Regions from separate parts of the Mus musculus genome. Here region 1 is linked to region 2. Evidence: chromatin contacts called from ENCODE POLR2A ChIA-PET data. All regions are on one chromosome and are shown on one strand. Each heading gives the region's core, a stretch centred on a gene start or an enhancer-like site at or near the end of the contact. The rest is flanking DNA. Distances are from core to core; before and after follow the strand shown.

The links. ChIA-PET counts read pairs that join two places held with the same protein, here RNA polymerase II (POLR2A).
Region 1: POLR2A ChIA-PET joins it to region 2 with 20 read pairs in embryonic stem cell. The contact joins the promoter of Supt5 here to the promoter of Samd4b in region 2. POLR2A ChIA-PET finds 5 or more read pairs at or near these places in 3 of 5 experiments (Patski and embryonic stem cell).

Annotation. Positions count from the first base shown.
Region 1 is chr7:28,337,418-28,340,117 of GRCm38, reverse strand. Supt5 (suppressor of Ty 5, DSIF elongation factor subunit) reads left to right here and starts at 1,399. Exons shown (of 30, transcript NM_013676.1): 1 at 1,399-1,423; 2 at 1,683-1,766. The coding sequence starts at 1,692.
Region 2 is chr7:28,434,878-28,437,577 of GRCm38, reverse strand. Samd4b (sterile alpha motif domain containing 4B) reads left to right here and starts at 1,387. Exons shown (of 13, transcript NM_175021.3): 1 at 1,387-1,440. It also overlaps a transcript of Gmfg not described here.

The DNA.
Region 1 (2,700 bases), core at 150-2,649, 97 kb after region 2:
TTCCTTCTATCATATAGGTTCCAGGGATAGAACTCAGATCGTCAGGTTTCTCAGCAAGATACTTTATCTGATGAGCCATCTAGATTGCTCAAGCATGCTGCTTTTATTAACTTTCTGTCTTGAATTTTTTTTTGTGTGTGGGGGGTTCGAGACAGGGTTTCTCTGTGCAGTTCTGGCTGTCCTGGAACTCACTCTGTAGACCAGGCTGGCCTCGAACTCAGAAATCCGCCTGCCTCTGCCTTCCCAGTGCTGGGATTAAAGGCGTGCGCCACCACCGCCCGGCTTGTCTTGAATTTTTATGTCTGTGGATATTCAATGTCAGCCGAGGCCTGAAGAGGGCGAGCATTAGCTCCCCTGAGACTGGAGTGAAAGCGGGTTGTGAGCTGCTGGAAATTGACCACAGCTCCACAGCAGCCAGCGTTCTTTGGCGGTTGAGCCAACTCTCCAGTTTAGGTTTTATTGTTTTGTTTTGGTTACAGTGTTTCACTGTGTAACCTTGGCTGTCCGGAATTAAATAAATGTGATGGTTTTGTGCATAACTCCTGGCTCGCCTGTCCACCTTCAGTTCTTCTTCTTCTTCTTCCTCTTCTTCTTTTTTTTTTTAAGATTTATTTATTTATTTATTATATGTAAGTACACAGTAGCTGTCCTCAGATACTCCAGAAGAGGGCATCAGATTTCGTCATGGATGGTTGTGAGTCACCATGTGGATGCTGGGATTTGAACTCAGGACCTTCGGAAGAGCAGTAGGCGCTTTTAACCACTGAGCCATCTCACCAGCTCCCGCCTTCAGTCTTAAATCCGTATTAAAGTGTCTTTCATTGTAAGCATGGTGGCACACGCCTTTAATTTCAGTACCAGGGAGGCAGAGGCAGACATGGGCTTATCTTTGTGAGTCTGAGATTTAGCCAGGCTACAAAGTAAGGCCTTATCACACAAACAAACAAACAAACAAACCAGATCATTAATAACACAATACTGTGCCGCGCTAAACTAACAAGTTTTGAGATTGTTTTGAGCATCGCCAGGAATTCGGATTTAACCTGAGTCTAGGTCCCTAAAAATCTAGGGGAACTCCTCAGAATGCCGAGGGTGGCGGTGTGAAGCCGAATCTCTGTCCCGTCACCTCTGACACCTCCGAGGGAAGTTTAGAGGACGGACGAGCCAACAGTTCACCCGATTCAGCTCTGGGTTAGGAGAAGCCGATTACTTTTCGACCTTCTCAAGATGGCGGCCGTACAGTCCGCGTAAACCACTTTGGCCACTCCGGAGATGGCGGCTCCAAGAGGCCGCCCTCAGAGCAGGCCCCTAAAGTCTCGCGTTAGGTGAGACTGACGCGCCAGTTCTCGCGAGAGAGCGCTCAGGCCAGCTAGGCGTTGTGTGATCCGCAGCTGGCGCGGAAGCTTCAGGTGGCAAGCGATCGGTGAGCGGGCGTGGGACGGCAGGCAGGGGCCGGAGCGGGGGTCGGGGCTGGCGGAGGTTCAGGACGTGTGCCGGCCGCAGCCAGGGCCGGGTGTGCTAGCTGCCATAGCCCGAACAACGCGGGTTCGCGACCGCCTGAACCAGGCTGCCGGAAGTGCGCCTGGGGATTTTCTCCCCCGGTTTACCTTGCGGGGAAACTGAGGCTTGGGGGTGGCGCTTTTGGTTCCGCGACGCCCTGAGGCCGCGGTCTTCCTCTGCAGCTGCGGAAGATGTCGGACAGCGAAGACAGCAACTTCTCCGAGGAGGAGGACAGCGAGCGCAGCAGCGAGGCGGAGGAGGCCGAGGTCGGTGCCTGGGATTCTTAGGGGAGACGTTGCGCCTGGGGACAGGGACAGGGGCAGGGCAGAGAGGGCCCTGGGGGAGCCGGGGACTCGGAACGGCTGGGGGGGAGGGTGGTTCCAGATTGTCGGGAGAGATGGACGAGTGTGCAAGTCAGCGTGGAGCGCAGGGGCAGCGTCCAGAAGGTGGGGGTGCGCCAGGTCCACGGTTGGCTTTCATCTGATTTGTTTCTTTCGGTTTACTTTTTATCACTTGCGATGCTAGGATTGAGTTCAGGGCCCTGCTAGGTGGACAGCCCCAGCTCTTAGGATTCTTTCGTGTTTGTGTTTTTAGGTATCCCCAGTTGTTCCAGAAGTGTGTATGTATTGCCTACTGTGTGCCAGCCTGTACAAGTCTTTGTCCTTGGGCTCCTGCTAACAGATTTTAAAATGTAAATCGACAACTGATGGGTGAATGTGAATTTGCTACTGTGAATAAATATAGCCAGTAAATATGAGAGACTCCCAGGTTCAGCATCCTAGTGTGAAAATCCAGATGATTTTGTAACTTTTCTAGTCTTCTGTCGATGCTACGAATGGAAAATTCCACATATGACAGGTCAAAGTCAACACTAGTGCACTAAAAATACTGTGTTAAATGACTGTGCACAGTATATATGAAAGATATATGAATTTCATGTATTGTCCCGTTCCAAGGTACCTTATTGTGTATGTGCAAATAATCCAAAAATCCTCCAAGATCTGAAATATGTATACTTTGGATTTTATTTGTTTTGTTTTGTTTTCTTTTCTTTTTTTCTTTTTTGGTTTTTCGAGACAGGGTTTCTCTGTGTAGCCCTGGCTGTCCTGGAACTCACTCTGTAGATCAGGCTGGCCTTGAACTCAGATCTGCTTGCCTCTGCCTCCTGAGAGCTGCCTTTGTTTTTCCTTTACCTCCCAA
Region 2 (2,700 bases), core at 138-2,637:
TACCATCTCTAATGATCCTTAAATCCTGGTCTCCAGCCTCAATTTGTGCCCGAGGTGGGGCAATGGTCTTGACCTCAGTGTTGGCTGTCCCACATTGAGCTTCTCCTCTGGGACCCAATCTCCCAGAGGGCTTTGTCCTGGACTTTTCTCTTCCGCCCTGTGGCCAGCCAGTGGCAAAAGGCTAGTTCAATGGGCCACCTGAGTGTCCCGCCTACTTCGCACCTCCTCCCTCCCCAAGGTCCCTTCCAGATGCAACCCCGCCCCAACTCCCCAGGTAGCTCCCTGGGTTCTCTCTTCTGTGTCTCATTCCTTCTCACCCCACTTCCCTATGTAAGCTAGAGGCGTCCCTTCCAAACTCCCAAGTCCCCAAGACCTTACTGGCCCCGTCACTCTAGTCGCTGTGCCTTTAGCACAAGTGCATACTCCCTCCAGTGGCCAAACATCTAGCCGCAGCTCATTTCCTACCACTCCCTGTCGTAAATTCGACACTCCACCCTGACTGTATTTCTTGGAGTTCTCGGAACAAGCCACGTTGCTGTCACCCTTCTGGAGAGCCGGCCCCTTTCCAGTCAGTTCACCCCAGCGCAGGACAGTTTGTGGATGGACTAAGATCACGACAAGAGTGATGGAAGCAATCTCCATTTATTGACAGCCTCTTATGTGTGGGGTCTTATCTCTTTCCACCCTTAAAGGGTCGACCTCGCTCATCTTGAGGTGTCACTTGAGGCGCGGCCGATCGATACCAGGAGCCAGGAGGCAGCATTGTCATCCCAAAGGGCGATGGTACTACCGGACACAAACCCTGGGCGGGGTGTGACCGAGGGGCGGAGAGGAGGGGGTCCTTGAACGCCAGAATGAGGAATTGTGACTGGGTTCGCCGCTACTGAGTTAGACCGGCGCGAGACTGCCCCCTGCGGGTCCGTAGGTCCAATCGCGGGCTTCGCCAGACCGTTGCCCGGGGCAACGCGGCGCGCGCCCCTCCTCTTCCCGGCCCTCTGCTCTCCGCCCGGGGCCTGTCCGTCTGTCCGTCACCTTCTCGTCAGACCAATCGTAGTGAGGAGGGGGCGGGCCTCTCAGGCCTCCTTCCAGCCCTGTCGCTCCCCTCCAGGCCAAGACCCCGCCTTTCTTGCCGCACACCTCCCACCCTTCGGTCTGCCCTCGCCGCCAGTTGGCTGGGCTCACCGTCTGTCAATAGGGTGTGAGCTAATGCTGGCGCACAGTGGCCCTCCGGGGCGGGGCCAGGGGCGGTGACGCACGGCGCGGTGACGCAGCGCGACGGCGGCGGCGGCGGCGGCGGCGGTGGTCGGTGCGGGAGGAGGGAGGGGAGCTCTCGGGCCAGAGAGGGGGCGACGGCGGCGGCGGCGGCGGCGGCAGCGGCGCGGGTGGCGGCGGCTGCCCGAGGAGGTGCGGGTGGCGGCGGCGGCGGCGGAGGCCGAGGCGGTGAGTCTCGGGCAAGGCCGGGCCGGCGGGCGCGGGGCGGCGGCGGTCGAGGCGCGCGGCGCTCCCCTCAGGGCGACCCAGGCCGCGCGGCCGGCCCCGCCCCCTCAGGGACCCCGCGCCGCGGGCTGCGGCGGGCGGCTGACTCGGGCCTCGGGAGGCCGGAGGATCCTGGAGGACCCCTTAGGGTTCCGCACTCAGCCCGTTTCTCCCTACCCGGGCCCCTTCCTCAGTTTCCCTCCCAAACCGTCACGCCCTGGGGCTAGCCGAGGGGCCGGGCCCGGGGACTTCTGTCCTGACTCGGCACACATCTGCCTGGTCCTCCCGCACGACTCCAGCGGCCTCCCCGGAGACCACCCTCAGCTTTCAACTGCCTCCTCTGGGGACGCTCCCTGTGGATCCCCGCCCTTTGGTCCTTGGTTCTCTCCTCACATCTTCCTCCTGAATCGCAACACATTCCTTGGTGGCTACTCGTCATCTGTCTTCACAGCACAGATATTCCAGGCATCTCCCCCAGGAAGAACCTTAAAGCCCCTAAACCGCCCCCAGATACTCTCTGCATCTAACCCCCCCCCCATCTGCATCACATATTCAAGTCATCTCTCCTTCAGACTTCTTCAAATACCCCCAAGAATTTACCCTTCTACCTCTCCCCATTCCAAAAGTCTTAGAGATTTTCACTCTTATCCCCAAATTCTTCAGGATGTCCCTGGTGAACACTACATCATCCTTAAAGAGCTTGCATATCCCAGAACAGTCGTCCTCAGATACTCAGGAAGTGCTCTTAGATGCCAAAACTCACCTAGAGGACCCTCTCCTCTCCTCTCTTTGCTTCCACCTCCTATATACGCCCTGTCCTCTTCTCATATTTCTTAGACCCTTCTATAGATTTCCAAACTCATGTTACACAAATATTCCCCAGCTTGGAATGCTCTAGAGGTAATCTCATGTACCCCAGCCCTTTTCTCCTCAGCCTCTACACCTTCTAATCTTGAAAATCTCCAGAGTTCCTCTCATATTCCCAAAACCTCTTCCAAAGCCTGTCTTCTGTATCCCAAATCCTTTCCAGTAACACACACCACATGTTTTAAGAATAGTGTACGGACTCCAAAAAAGTTTCCTCATAGCCTCTATTCTTCTCAAACTTTTCTTGGATAACCTGAAAATTTGAAACTCCCTTTCTAGCCTTTGGTAAACTTTCTGACACTCTTCCTTACAATACTGAAACACCCCTCTAAGCTACAGCTTTCAGGACCCCCATGC